Linked DNA regions of Homo sapiens: region 1 is linked to region 2. The links are chromatin loops, found by intact Hi-C in ENCODE. Cell type or tissue: gastrocnemius medialis. All regions are shown on one strand. Each heading gives the region's core, and the rest is flanking DNA. Links, peaks and the distances in the headings are about the cores only.

Evidence for each region. Hi-C counts contacts between places; a loop is a spot of excess contacts. Peaks named below come from ENCODE experiments on the same cell type or tissue, not always from the same donor. Only the 100,000 strongest peaks of a DNase experiment are listed, where the experiment ranks them.
Region 1: a loop joins it to region 2, with 22 times the contacts of the local background. A loop is called at or near these places in 89 of 110 quality-filtered maps.

What each region holds. Positions count from the first base shown.
Region 1 is chr6:38,869,070-38,874,069 of GRCh38, reverse strand. DNAH8 (dynein axonemal heavy chain 8) reads right to left here. Exons shown (of 93, transcript NM_001206927.2): 49 at 3,508-3,669; 50 at 1,288-1,534; 51 at 923-1,164; 52 at 694-834. Among named protein-coding and RNA genes, the nearest start is that of DNAH8-AS1, 82 kb to the left of the region's middle. In gastrocnemius medialis, for the core only: a CTCF peak has its summit at 1,898; no DNase peak of the experiment used is centred there; H3K27me3 peaks cover 427 bases.
Region 2 is chr6:39,305,951-39,314,150 of GRCh38, reverse strand. KCNK17 (potassium two pore domain channel subfamily K member 17) reads left to right here. Exons shown (of 5, transcript NM_031460.4): 1 at 1-67; 2 at 3,144-3,258. LOC105375047 (a long non-coding RNA gene) reads right to left here and starts at 195. Exons shown (of 3, transcript XR_926774.3): 1 at 1-195. In gastrocnemius medialis, for the core only: a CTCF peak has its summit at 4,031 (motif pointing right); a DNase peak (open chromatin) is centred at 4,001; H3K4me3 peaks cover 37 bases.

The DNA.
Region 1 (5,000 bases), core at 1-5,000, 440 kb after region 2:
AAAGAAAGAAAGAAAGAAAGAAAGAAAGAAAAGAAAAGAAAAAGGGAAAGAAAGAGGAAAGGAAGGAAGAAAGGGAAAAAACAATGCTACAACTACTTGTCAGATAATTTTTATTTAAAGATTTTCCTTACCTGTTATATGCTAAATTTCCAAAGCCAAAATTGCCTCCCAAGTTTTCTTGATTGCAACAGGCCCCTTTCTGTTCTTTCCCACGAAGCTACCAACTTTATTTATTTTTATTTACTTATTTATTTATTTTGAGACAGGGTCTCACTCTGTCGCCCCAGCTGGAGTGCAGGGGTGTGTGTGTGTGTGTGTGTGTGTGTGTGTGTGTGTGTGTGTAGGTGTATGTGTTATTTTTTATTTATTTTAAAATTTAATTAATTACTATATTTTATTGACTGTCATTATTATACACACTTTATGGGACAGGTCACTAAACCTGACAATGGGAAAGATAGTTCATTCCCCTTCCTCTGACAACATCCCTCTGGGAAGTGAAAATAATAGAGAAAACAGTAAGATCATTAAGAAGATCTTTAATAGAAATCAAAATTATCAGAGCTTTTACAGCCACATCATCAAATGATTTTTATGGACTGTCTGAACTTTCTATTTCAGATGGCTGTAAACTGCAACTGAGTGAAAAAAAAATCAAAATCGAAGTAGTAAATGTACAAAAAAAAATCTTACTTGCACAATATAGTTGCACTCCAAGAGCTGCATTTTGGGATTGAGATTTAGCTTCATATATGTGTATGTATCTTCAAAGACTTTCTCATACAGTGTCAGGAATACAGCAGCTTCCTGTGCAGTGCGTTTCTTCAACCATGCCTGCAACAAAGAAACAGAATCTGTGTTTATTGAGAAAGTGAAACGTGGAGAGACTCTGAGGGTTCTTCTTCCCATCTCTCTGCCCCACCTGTAAGATTGGCCTCCAGCTGAGAGCAGAGCTGCTGATATAGACCATGCCCATCCTAGAAACCGTGGCAGGAGAGGCGTTCTCGATATTGTGGACTTCAAACAGAAGCTTACAACTAGGGGCCATGGGAATGCGATCTCCATTAGCTAACGTCAGAGTTTTATTGTCATCCAAAACGGAATTTAAGTTCTCAATCCAGATGGCATCCACAGGACCATCTAAAATGAGGAAAATGTTTTCACCTGAAAATAATTAAAACAGAAAATCACTTTTCACTTGCAAGTAATTAAAATGGAAAAATCAAAAAAATACTGTGTTAATACGCTAGCAGGGAAAAAATGATCACAAAGGAGGTTTGTGTATACCTTTTTTAGCTTTTAATGTTTTTCTCCACAGAGTAGAAAAAATCCCATCTGTCCAGTCATTGGTAGCAGTGTCCAGTCTGCCAAACATCTGAGGTGCAGTAATGGCTTTTGGATTCATTCGCATTTCTCTATGAGGCCTTCCGCATTCTGTTTGCGCCTTCATTAGAATCGTGATAACGGTTGTCTTTCCAGAACCACTGGGCCCAAGAGTCATCAAGCCATGCCGTACCAAAGACGTCTCATATAACTACACAATTAACCAGTAAATTAAAATATGTAATTTATGAGTCTCTTGCTGACATTCATAGTAGCTACTTGAAGATTAAAGGCTTTAATAAGCTCTTCATTAACGTAACTAGTTCACTATTTTTAAGTTGTAAAAAATGTTGTTTTACTAGATGTGCATAGCAAATGAGCACCACGTTATAAAACGATATGTGCTAAAGTAATAACAATGTGGAGCTTGAATTACATTTTGGAAATAATTAACTCAGCATCTAGTTTTTGCTTCTTGCGTGATGATTCCCTGTGATTTTGGCTTGTTGGTCTATAACCAGCAGTTGTTCCATGCGCAAACTTTCTCGGCATCCAATGTGATGATATCGCCCCTTAGTGGTGGAAAGCAGCAACGCAGAGCATCACAGTGAAGATCCGTTTCAAAGGGGCCTTCTAATTCCCCAGAAGTACATCATGAATGAGGATTCCTGTGCAAGTGATTTATTCAGGTAGTGCTCCCAGGAGAAACCAGTAAGAGAAGAGGAAAGCAGGACAGGAATGGGAAGAAGCCAAGCAAGGTGTGATTGAGGACAAAGCCCTGTAGAGGACAGACTTGAGCCTGATCCCTCGGGAGACTGGAGTGTAACTTACACCTCAAAGATTGCTCCACCTGGAACCAGGCAAGCTTGACTTTCCTACTCCATCAACTCTTAGAGACGTTTGTTTGGGGGTGGATGGGAAATAAACTCCCGTGCAGCACCTACTCTTTGTGCCTGCCAACAAAATGGCTCCAGGCCTCCTTTTGCTATTAGAAGCGAAAACACACAGAAGCTGGGCAGGGGCACGTGGAAATGGTACAAGAGATTCGAGGAGACATGCTAGGATCATGGACAGCCGCTGCTATAACATCCCGTCTGCAGTTTTCTCATTAAAAAAATTAAGAAGTCAAAGGTCTGACAGCTGATCAGAGGGAGAGTGAGTTATTCTCCTAACATTTTGGACAGAAATGTATTACCATTGTAAACTATAGTTTAAAAGCAACAGAGGCACTGTTCCTGACATGTTCAAGAGCAATGTTATTGACATCAACAAAGAACCCAAAATTCTAGTCGCCACCCATTGAGATGGCAAGAATTTTAAAACTCAGTATACTGTATGCATATCATATATAAAATCATGTTTTCCCAGAAATTTTTTAAACTCTTAAAATGGTTTCCAGTACATGAATGATGAAAAAGACTTTTCCCCCATGCACATATTTCTTTGTAAGATTTGGATGTATCTCAGATACTTGCACATCTTATAATCTGGCAAGAACAGTAAGTTAAAATAAGAATCGTTATATTAATATTTCAAATGCAGTTTTCAACAATGTCCACAATTTCAGCTCCTTAATTTTCCAAAAGCTCTGGAAAATATTCCCAAAGCATCAAGCTCATAGAGATTTAATCCTGTGTCTCTGCTACAAGTTCTTGATTCTACTGGTAATCCAATCAAGTGGTTAGATGGTTGTCACAAGGATGAAATGTGATGAACAGAAAGACACCAACATATGCAGTCAAAAGATTCAGGTTTTAGTGTAGGTGAAGGATATAACATGTCCACACACAAAGCAGGAGCAAAATAGCACTCCCAGATTCCTCAGGCTCTGCACTCCACTGAGGCACCCAGCTGCAGCCAGTACTATCAGATTGGCACAAGAAGACATCTGCGTTGTTCCGTTCCCCTAGAGTTTTTATAACCTACTATTTCCGCCCAACATTGTCACCAGGTATAAGTAAAAACTGCAGTAAATTACTGCTTGATTACTGTGAGGCAGGGTAAATCCATACTATCTTCCTAGGACCACCACATCCTTCCAAGTATTCTTTTTGCAATGATGTATATATGATGTTTTCATTTAACATTTACATCAAGTAAGACTAACTATGAGTTTTTCTATTCAGACAGGAATGTTTAACACATACTTATCATTATACTAATAATAGATTAAAATGTCTTTACCTGCACGAGTTTCAGGTTCCAGGGTGGATGGTTAATCAAACCCTCTATCTGAACCTGATGGGCTACTGCGTTTTGCAGTTCTGCATAAGTATTACTATCCAGTTGCAGTCCTGGGAACAGGTCATTGATTAAGCTGAGGAACAGGGGTTCATCTTCATCAACCTAAGGTGGCATAGTTTAAAATAAATTTACTCATTCAGTCAACAAACATTTATCAGCTAGCTGGGATGTGCATAGTACTTATCACTTCATCCCCAGAGAACCATTTATTACTCTCCTAATCAGGCTTGTATTCTCTAGTACTTTCTCCAGAATATCACTGATATGGTTTGGCTGTGTCCCTACCCAAATCTCATCTGGAATCGTAGCTCCCATAACTCCCACGTGTCGTGGGAGGGACCCAGTGAGAGGTAATTGTATCATGGGGGCAAGTCTTTCCCTGCTGTTCTTATGATAGTGAATAAGTCTCACAAGATCTGATGGTTTTGTAAACGGGAGTTCCCTTGCACATGCTCTCTTGCCTGCCGCCATGTAAAGACGTGACTTTGCTCCTCATTCACCTCCCAGCATGATTGTGAGGCCTCCCCAGCCATGTGGAACTGTGAGTTCATCAAACCTCTTTCCTTTATAAATTGTCTTTATTAACAGTGTGAGAACAGACTAATACAATCACCACTGAATCTATATTGTACCCAAAGTTCGTTAGCATTCAATGTGTTCTACAATCCTGCCCCAGTCTACTGCTCCAAAGTACGACCTCATTACTTTATCACATGAATCTTTGCTTCTCACAGTGGCATTTGCATTAACCTTAAAAATGATAATTTGTAGTCCCAACCCCATGAAATTAAAGAACGGATATTTTATTTAAATTGGGGAAATAGCCATAACCCTGCATGACTTCATCCAACAATGGCTGCAAAAGTCCATCAGGGCAGTGTTCTGAGCCTTTCTTATAAGCAGTAGGTTTGAGTACACTGACTCCAATCCTTGCTTGCAATGTCTTTAATGCATAGATTGCCCTGTTCCCAACATCTGACCCCTTATGATTTCTCTTTATTCTCTAGGGCTTTGCTGATGCTTTCTTGAGTACTTGTCTAGGAATTTCCAAAATACCATTATCTAAGGGAGGCTTAGACTGCACTCCAGCCTGGGTGACTTAGGGAGTCTAAGCCTCCATTACAGTCCATGTTGGTCATACAGGCAGTGAGGTATACTGGCAGGAGCAGTGGATTTGGCACCAGAAAATCTTATAAATTTTTGTCCCCTCTTCTCAGCTGATGGTGATTATGGGGGAATCCTGCAACCTCTAGTCTCCATTCCCCAATAAGTGAAGTGACAATAAACAAGCTAGCCATCCAGACCCCACAGAGTTGCTGTGAGGCTCAAATAAGACGATACACCTGAAAAGACTTTGTAACACTAATGAACTCCACAGATGTTAGTTTTTGTAACTAGAATGTAGCTTCCTGAACCACTTCTTCTTCAACTTT
Region 2 (8,200 bases), core at 1,223-6,222:
CGACAAGTGGGAGCTGTTGCAGAACTTCACGTGTCTGGACCGCCCGGCGCTGGACTCGCTGATCCGGGTCAGGGGCGAGCGGCGTCGGCCTGGGCGCGGCGGGATGGGGTAGCGGGCCGCGGGGTGTACGGGCCGAGGGCGAGGGGGCCTATTCAGGCCCTGGTCAGGTGTTTCCTGTTCAGGGAAACGTCGGGAACGCAGACGCGGGCACAACGGGGGTGGGCGTTCCTGCGCGGGGACCAGAGGGTTGGGGGACCTCGGAGGAAAAGACCCTCGCCCTAGCGAGAGGACTGCGAGAAGCCGGGCTGAGTCCTACTTGGGGGCGAGAGGGCATGCTGGCCCGGTGAGGAGGCAGATGCCTGGGGACACATCCAAATTTGGGGGCGAGGACGACTACGGCAGGGGGCGCGCGCGTAACCGGCCCCGCCCGGCCTGACCCGGGAAAGGGCGCGTTTGAGCCTGCTTGGGGGTTGGTCGCACCCGCACCCGTGGCAAAGAGCTAAACGCCACACCTGGCCGCTTCCAGAGGGGGAACCCGGGCGCACGTTTGCGAACTGGGAGCTGGGACGGCAGGGGCGCCGGGTCTAAGGATGCGCAGGAGCGAGGGCGCGGCCGTAGGAGCCTGGGGGAAGGCGCGTTTGTCCCGGAGGGTGGGTGGATTGGGCCCGAGGCGTGCTGGTCGGGGCCACCCTCAACGCAGAGAGGGGGCTCGACGTGCGCAGACCCGGGTTCGAGAGGAGGGCGGACGCAGGGCCGCTCTCTGGCTGAACCCGCTTTACTCCGAGTCTTCGGACACAAGGACTGGGCGCGCCGCCGCCGCGCGGCTGCCCAGAAAGGCTGAAGGCAGGGTTCAGGGGAGGACTCAGAGGTAAATCTGAGCAGAGGCTCCTCAAGGGTGGGGCCTAGCAGGGCGGAGGAGGCCGGGGAGGGTTCTAGGGGTGGCGCATCTTAGGACTGAAGCGACGCCAGACTGGCAGCTGCTCGATTTGGCGGAGGCATTGATGTCCTGGGTCCTGGCTTGGTTCCCCACCCCTTCGTCCAAGAGCCCAGAGTCCAGACAGCTGCGCGCCAGCCCAGAATCCCCGTCTTGCAGTCCTGGTGGCTTATCCGTCCAGAGTCTCCAGTCCAAAGCCAATCCCCGGAAGGTGGCAGGGAACCGTGCCAGGGTGGGAAGGGACCCAGCGCGGAGCGGAAGTGGTGTTCTGAACCCTCGGACTAGGCCGATTCGGTGAGGTCAGGAGGTAGCCAGGGCCAGGCCTATCTCTACTAAGGACCTAAAGTGATTCCTCCAGCTCCCCACCTGCGGACTTCTGCAAATACAGCCCGACTGCTGGGTCCTGGTGCTGAGGCTGCCTGCCATTACCCTTGCAAAGGTGGTGAACTTCGACTACAAGCAGCCTGGGCCCAGGGAGATGGCTATGATGGTGATTATAATAACAGTAAATGCCTCTGTGCAGCACTTATCGTGTGCCAAGCACTGTTGCTGGTACTTTACCCGTATTCATTTGTCTCACCTCCCTCACAGGTGGGTACTGTTTTTATCATCCTGTTTCACCCTCACAGGTGGGTACTGTTTTTATCATCCTGTTTCAGAGGTGAAGAAACAGGCTCAGAGAGGTTACATACGAATGCATGGCTACATAGCCAGGAGCTGGAGCTGTTAACCAGCATAAATACTGCCTCAGTGTGGACCTGTGGATGTGGGTGCTTCCCAAGATTCCCAGCCAGGCTGTCATCTCTTTGGGCTTTCCCTTCAACTCCCTCCACCCCCACCTCACCCCCTTCCTCAACACTCCTGTGGCTTCAGCCAACTCCAGGAATAAGGATGTGGTATCCAGCCCAGATCTTTCTGAGCACCAGATGTGGACATGCAACTTCTGAAATTCCTCAAGGCCAAGAGCAAGTGGTCCTCCTCCTCCCAGCCCTGCTTCTCCACCTGTCCTAAATCTCGATTGTCTGCCCCATGTCCACACACCCTCACAATCCTCTGCAACATCTCCTTTACTGCCCATACTAAATAGGGCCAGAGGCCTGGGCTTCTGAATATCTCCTCTCTGTTCCTCCTGGACCACCTGTGCCAGGAGACAGGCCAGGGCCCGTCTATCACTCACTTCTGCAGGAGTCTCTCCCCTCTGGTCAACCCTTTCTATACTGCCAGCTGCCACAGAGCACACAAACCTGATCCTACTTCCCCTTTGCTCAGTGACCTTGGCTGATACCTGCGACTTCATCCCTGGCATGGCAAAGCCAAGCACAGCTTGGCCTCAATCACTTCTTACCAGTCTCCCTAATCTAGGTCCCAGGCAGTCTCACCTCCCACCTTCTGCACTGCTGTCCCATCTACCTAAACATCCTTCCACCAGAAGCAATCCTACCTGACCCTCAAAGGCCCAGCTAAAACATCCCATTCTCCATGAGGCCTCTGCTCCTACCCAAATGAGAATGAACATCCTTCTTCCCCAGAGTCCTACAACATTATATGCCTATATAATGCATATAGGCAATATAGCAACTGCTAACACCATGTGCCAGGTACTAAGTCTACACATAATACCTTATTTAACACAACAACTCTATGAAGTAGGTACTATTTGTATTACCATTATACAGGTAAGGAAACTGAGGCACAGAGAGAAGTTGAGCACCTTGCCCAGGATTGTGTAGCTGCACTTCCTCCTTAATGCCCAAAGTGACATTGACTGCATCATATTAGAGTTAATTAGGTTTATCTATGTACCACTGAGGGCTGGGGTCATGTCTCTTGTGGTCACGTCCCCTAAAAGCACCACACATCACGCCTGGCCTAGTGTTTGTTGCAGGAATGGGAGTGAGCAGGGGAGAAAATGAGTCGCTGGTTTACTAGGACTCCAACCTGACCTAGCCACTGGGTAAAGGGTGGGGAAGGAGCTGTCCCCATGGTAGCTGTCAGTAGCTGTACCTGGTGAGCCCTTGGTGAGAGGGGTAGAGCCTCCTTGCCCTGGTGGGCTGGGATCGAAGAGTAATTGTGAGGGCTGTGTGTGTAGGTTTGTTTGTGTGTGTGTGTGTGTGTGTGTGTGTGTGTGTGTGTGTGTGTGTGTGCATCTTGGGGTACAGGAAATCCATCACCCCACAGAGCCTGGTGGTCATTGCAGCCTCTTCCCCAGGATGTCGTCCAAGCATACAAAAACGGAGCCAGCCTCCTCAGCAACACCACCAGCATGGGGCGCTGGGAGCTCGTGGGCTCCTTCTTCTTTTCTGTGTCCACCATCACCACCATTGGTAAGGGCCAGATGGGGCCAGGGGGATGGGGGTGGGGGAAGGAGGCAGCTCCCTGAGAGGCAACAGGCTAGTTGCCTTTTGGAGGGATTACCTGGAGTCTCATGACTCCAAGTGCAGTTCAGCTCTGCAGCATGGACACCGCCTGGGAGCAGTCTCGGGCCTCACTACAGACCTGCTGACTCAGCCTCAGCATCTCACCCAGGTCCCCAGGGGATTCATGTGCACTGTTCGAGTTTGACAAGCACTGCTCTAGGGGACTTCTGCCCCACATGGCCTTTCAGGAAGCAGAGGTCTCCCAGTACAGCAAGAAACATGTCTCTGGGCACTACAAGGATGCCAGTCTCCTCAGCTGAGCCCACCCAACACTGAGCCCCGGGAGTGGTGGTCGGGAGAAGTGGAGGGAAAGTTAGGAAGGAAGAAGAAGTAGAAATCCAAAGAAAGAGCTTTAGACCCCCCGTTTCTCAGCCCTGGGGGAGGTGGCCATTCCTCCCATGTCCTTGTCTCCAGACCCCATTCCCACAGTCCTCTCTTCAGCTTGCAAACAGCCCCCTCCACTCCTCATCGCCATCCTCCCCACACACAGGGACACCTGGACTAACCCTCCTCTGCGGAAGAGCTGAGGTAGAGCTTGTCTCAGGAGGGTGCTGAGGGGCTGCTGTGCAAAGAAGAGCAGGCTAGATCCCTGCAGTTCTGAAACCCAGGAAATCATGCAAGTCGAGCCACCCAGATCCTTCTGCCCCAACTCCTGCATGACACAGGACTTGCCACCAGGTGGCAGGCTGGTATCACTGGTGACTTGGGCTACCGCCTCCCAGTTCCTGGCCAGCCAGGATCCTCTCTCCAGGACACCAGTATCCCAGCCTCCCCACAGGGTTGGGTAAGGCAAGAGCACCCAGAGGATTCTCCATCTAGTTTTAAATTGGCCAGAACTTCTTGAAAGCAGACCTCAGAGCTACATGGGAGCTTGGGCAATCCTTGAGACAAGCATGCTTGGGAGGCATCTCAGACTCCAGCGGCCCTGAGCCCCTGAAGGACTGGCAGGATGGGCCGATTCATCTTTACATCCCCAAGGGTCTATTACAAGGCCCAGCATACAGCAGCCACTCAATAAATACTGCCACGTTAAGGAATTCCATTAAATATGCATTCACCAGGCATGTATTGAGTTCCAGGGTAGCAGGAGATCTTAAAACACAGTCACTGTAGGCCAGGCCTCCCAGATTTGGGGGTCCTTTAGTCTGCAAACCCCACACCTCCCACACTCTTCTCAGGGCCTGTGACTTTGGCCCACCAAATTCAGAGTTTTGCTACCTCTCTTCCCAGCTCTACCACCCCTAGCTTGGATTATGCCTCTGTCCTTTCCTCTCCACTCAGTTTCAACCAGCTTGAGGGTGAGGAGGGCAAAGAGAGGAGGGCCCTGCCCCACCCCACACACACAGTACACCTGAGGAAACACCCGAGGTCTTCTTGTACTAGGCACTGTGCTGGGCACTTTGACATTTAAGATTTCAATTTGTCCCTATGGCAACCTCCAAGAATAGGTCTTATTATTTTCTTTCTTTCTTTTTTGAGACGGAGTCTCGCTGTGTCACCCAGGCTGGAGTGCAGTGGCATGATCTCAGCTCACTGAAACCTCCGCCTCCCAGGTTCAAGCGATTCTCCTACCTCAGCCTCCCAAGTAGCTGGGACTACAGGCACTTGCCAACATGCCCGGCTAATTTTTGTATTTCAGTAGAGACAGGTTTTACCATGTTGGCCAGGCTGGCCTCAAACTCCTGTCCTCAAGTGATCCACCCGCCTTGGCCTCCCAAAGTGCTGGGATTACAGGTGTGAGCCACTGTGTCCAGCCTATTTTCATGACACAGATGGGGACACGGTGGCACAGAGATGTTGCACCATCTCCCCCAGATCATACGGCTAGTGAGAAGCAGAGTTGACTAGCCATTGTGGAGTGAACAGGAGGGGAGTGAGGGTTCTGTGATGCTGACCACACCTGTATGCACTTACACATGGGAGGTATTTGGAGAGAGAAGGAGAGGGAGATGGAAGATGAGGTACATCTGGAATGCCACAAGGGAAGAAGGGATATTCTGAGAGGCTCAGCAGAGGGCAGCCTCTTCGGCAAACCCATTACCCTGGGACCAGCACCCTGCAAGGGCAGTACTTTCCAAGCCCTAACACAAATACCTCTGGGCCAGTAGGACAGGCCTGAGCCCAGAAATCACTCATCTATGAACTCCATTCCTGGCTTGCTCATTGGTTCTTTCATTCATCCATCCATTTGTTCAACAAATAAATTGAAGGCTGGGCATGGTGGCTCTTGCCTATAATCCCAGCATTTTGGGAGGCCGAGGCAGGTGGATCACATGAGGCCAGGAGTTGGAGACCAGCCGGGCCAACATGATGAAACCCCATCTCTTCTAAAAATATGAAAATTAGCCAGACGTGGTGGCGGGTGCCTGTAATCCCAGCTATTTGGGAGGCAGAAGCACGAGAATCGCTTGAGCCTGGGAGGCGGAGGTTGCAGTGAGCCGAGATTGTGCCACTGCACTTCAGCCTAGGCAATAGAGCAAGACTCTGCCTCAAAAGATAAGTACATACATACACACATACATACCTTGGTGTGTGTATGTACACATACATATGTACCTAGTGTGGGCCAGACACTGGTGCTGAGGATACAATGGTAATCAAAATTAGCAAGTCCCAGCCCTTGGGGAGCTGACATTCTAGTGTGAGGGGACACACACTAAACAGATACATGGACAATAATCAGGTAGTGGGGTGTGCTTAGAGAAAAGTAAAGCTAGTTAAAGGGGTCTCATAGTGATGGGGGCACCTATTGTAGGTGGGGTGTCCATTCAGTAACATTGAAGCTGATACAGTAACATTGAAGCAGAGACATGAGTAAAATAATGGAGCAAACTGATGATATCTGAGGAGAGAATCCTCTGCCAGCAAGTGCAAAGGCCCTGAGATGGGAATGTGACTTGTGTGTTTGGGGAGCAGTAAGGAGGTCCAGGTAGGTGGAGAGGGTTGGAAACAGGAGCTGCATTCAGAGAAAGTACAGAGAAGACCAATCACAGATAGACTTGTAGGGTTCTTGCAGGATGCCCAGAGATCCCAACAAGATGCAAAGTGGCAGTGAGGAGACATGCTGAAGTGAAAGGTGGCTTGGGTGGGGCTGTGGCTACCCAGCGTTCAACAGGTAGGTGACATCCTTTTGCTGACCTGAGGGATGGCTGAGAATAGTGGGGAGGAAAAAAACCCATTTAATGTCAGCCTGAGAACGCTGCAGGCCTCCATGGGGCTCCTCTCAGAGCTGGAATCTTAGTGTCCCCATCCCGCTGGTGAAAACTGAATGGGGAAGAAAAACCAGTACCAGATGATGGAACTTGGCAGGACCTACAGCTGGAGGAGGAGGGGTTGGTGAGGAGGCAGGCAGAGAGGTGGGTGGAAAGTAAGAGGTTTACCTCGCCCTAGATGCCTACAGAAAGGAGAACTCTCCTTTGGAAGAGGAAACCCATAAAGGCCAGAGGGGGAGGTAGATGGGGACTCAAGAGGCTTCTGAAGTCCTCAGACCAGAAGCCAGTTCACTGGAGTTCTATCATTCATTTATTCAACAAACATTTAGCACCTTGTATATACCAGATGCTTGCAAGCTCACATTCCCTTCTACAGTGTACCTCCATTCCTCATTTCATCATTACCCCCCACTGTAGGTGGATGTCAGCATCCCCATTTTACAGGAGGAAGCAGCATTCAGAAAGGTCAAGCCAAAAGAAAGAGAGAGAGAGGAAGGACAGAAGGAAGGAAGGAAGGAAGCAAGCAAGCTGGGCACGGTGGCTCACACCTGTAATCCCAGCACTTTGGGAGGCCAAGGCAGGCAGATCACAAGGTCAGGAGATTGAGACCATCCTGGCCAACATGGTGAAACCCCATCTTTACTAAAAATGCAAAATTAGCTGGGTGTGGTGGCATGTGTCTGTAATCCCAGCTACTCGGGAGGCTGAGGCAGGATAATCGCTGAAACCAGGGAGTCAGAGGTTGCAATGAGCCGAGATCGCGCCACTGCACTCCAGCCTGGCCACAGAGCAAGACTCTGTCACAAAAAAAAAAAAAAAAACAAAGAAAGAAAGATCGAGCCACTTGCCCAAGGTCCCACAGCCTGCAAGGAGCTGAGCTGGGATCCAAACCTAGGAGGTGCAGCAGACTCCAAAGCACATGCTCTGTACTTGTACATAGTTTGACCTCTCTTGGGACCCCTCAGTAAGGTGGGGGTGGATGTAAACATTGGTTTCAATATAGTACAGACGAGTTTAGGGTGTGTGGGCACAGTGACCCCATCTGGGCAAGCAAGAATGTTAGGCAGTGCTAGGAGGCAAAATGAGAGGCATTTGTTCATTTACTTACACATTCACTTTTGTATTTCCTCATTCATTCATTCACTCATTCTTTATGCATTCAACACATATGTAGTGAAGAGCACCTATTAAGGGTCAGATCCTTTGCCAGTTGCTGAGAATATGGTGATTAAGAACCAGTCCCAGGCCGGGTGCGGTGGCTCACGCCTGTAATCCCAGCACTTTGGTAGGCCAAGGCGGGCAGATCGCCTGAGGTCAGGAGCTCGAGACCAGCCTGGCCAACATGGCAAAACCCCGTCTCTACTAAAAATACAAAAATTAGCTGGGCGTGGTGGCACATGCCTGTAATCCCAGCTACTCGGGAGGCTGAGGCAGGAGAATAGCTTGAACCCAGGAGGCGGAGTTTGCAGTGAGCCAAGATTGTGCCAGTGCACTCCAGCCTGGGCAAGAGAGCGAAACTACGTCTCAAAAAAAAAAAAAAAAGACCCAGTCCCTGCTCTTGAGGGGCTCAGAGCATATACTTGATATACTTGGAAGAGGCAGACATGGAAACAAATCTTTCTCACACAGTGCAAGGG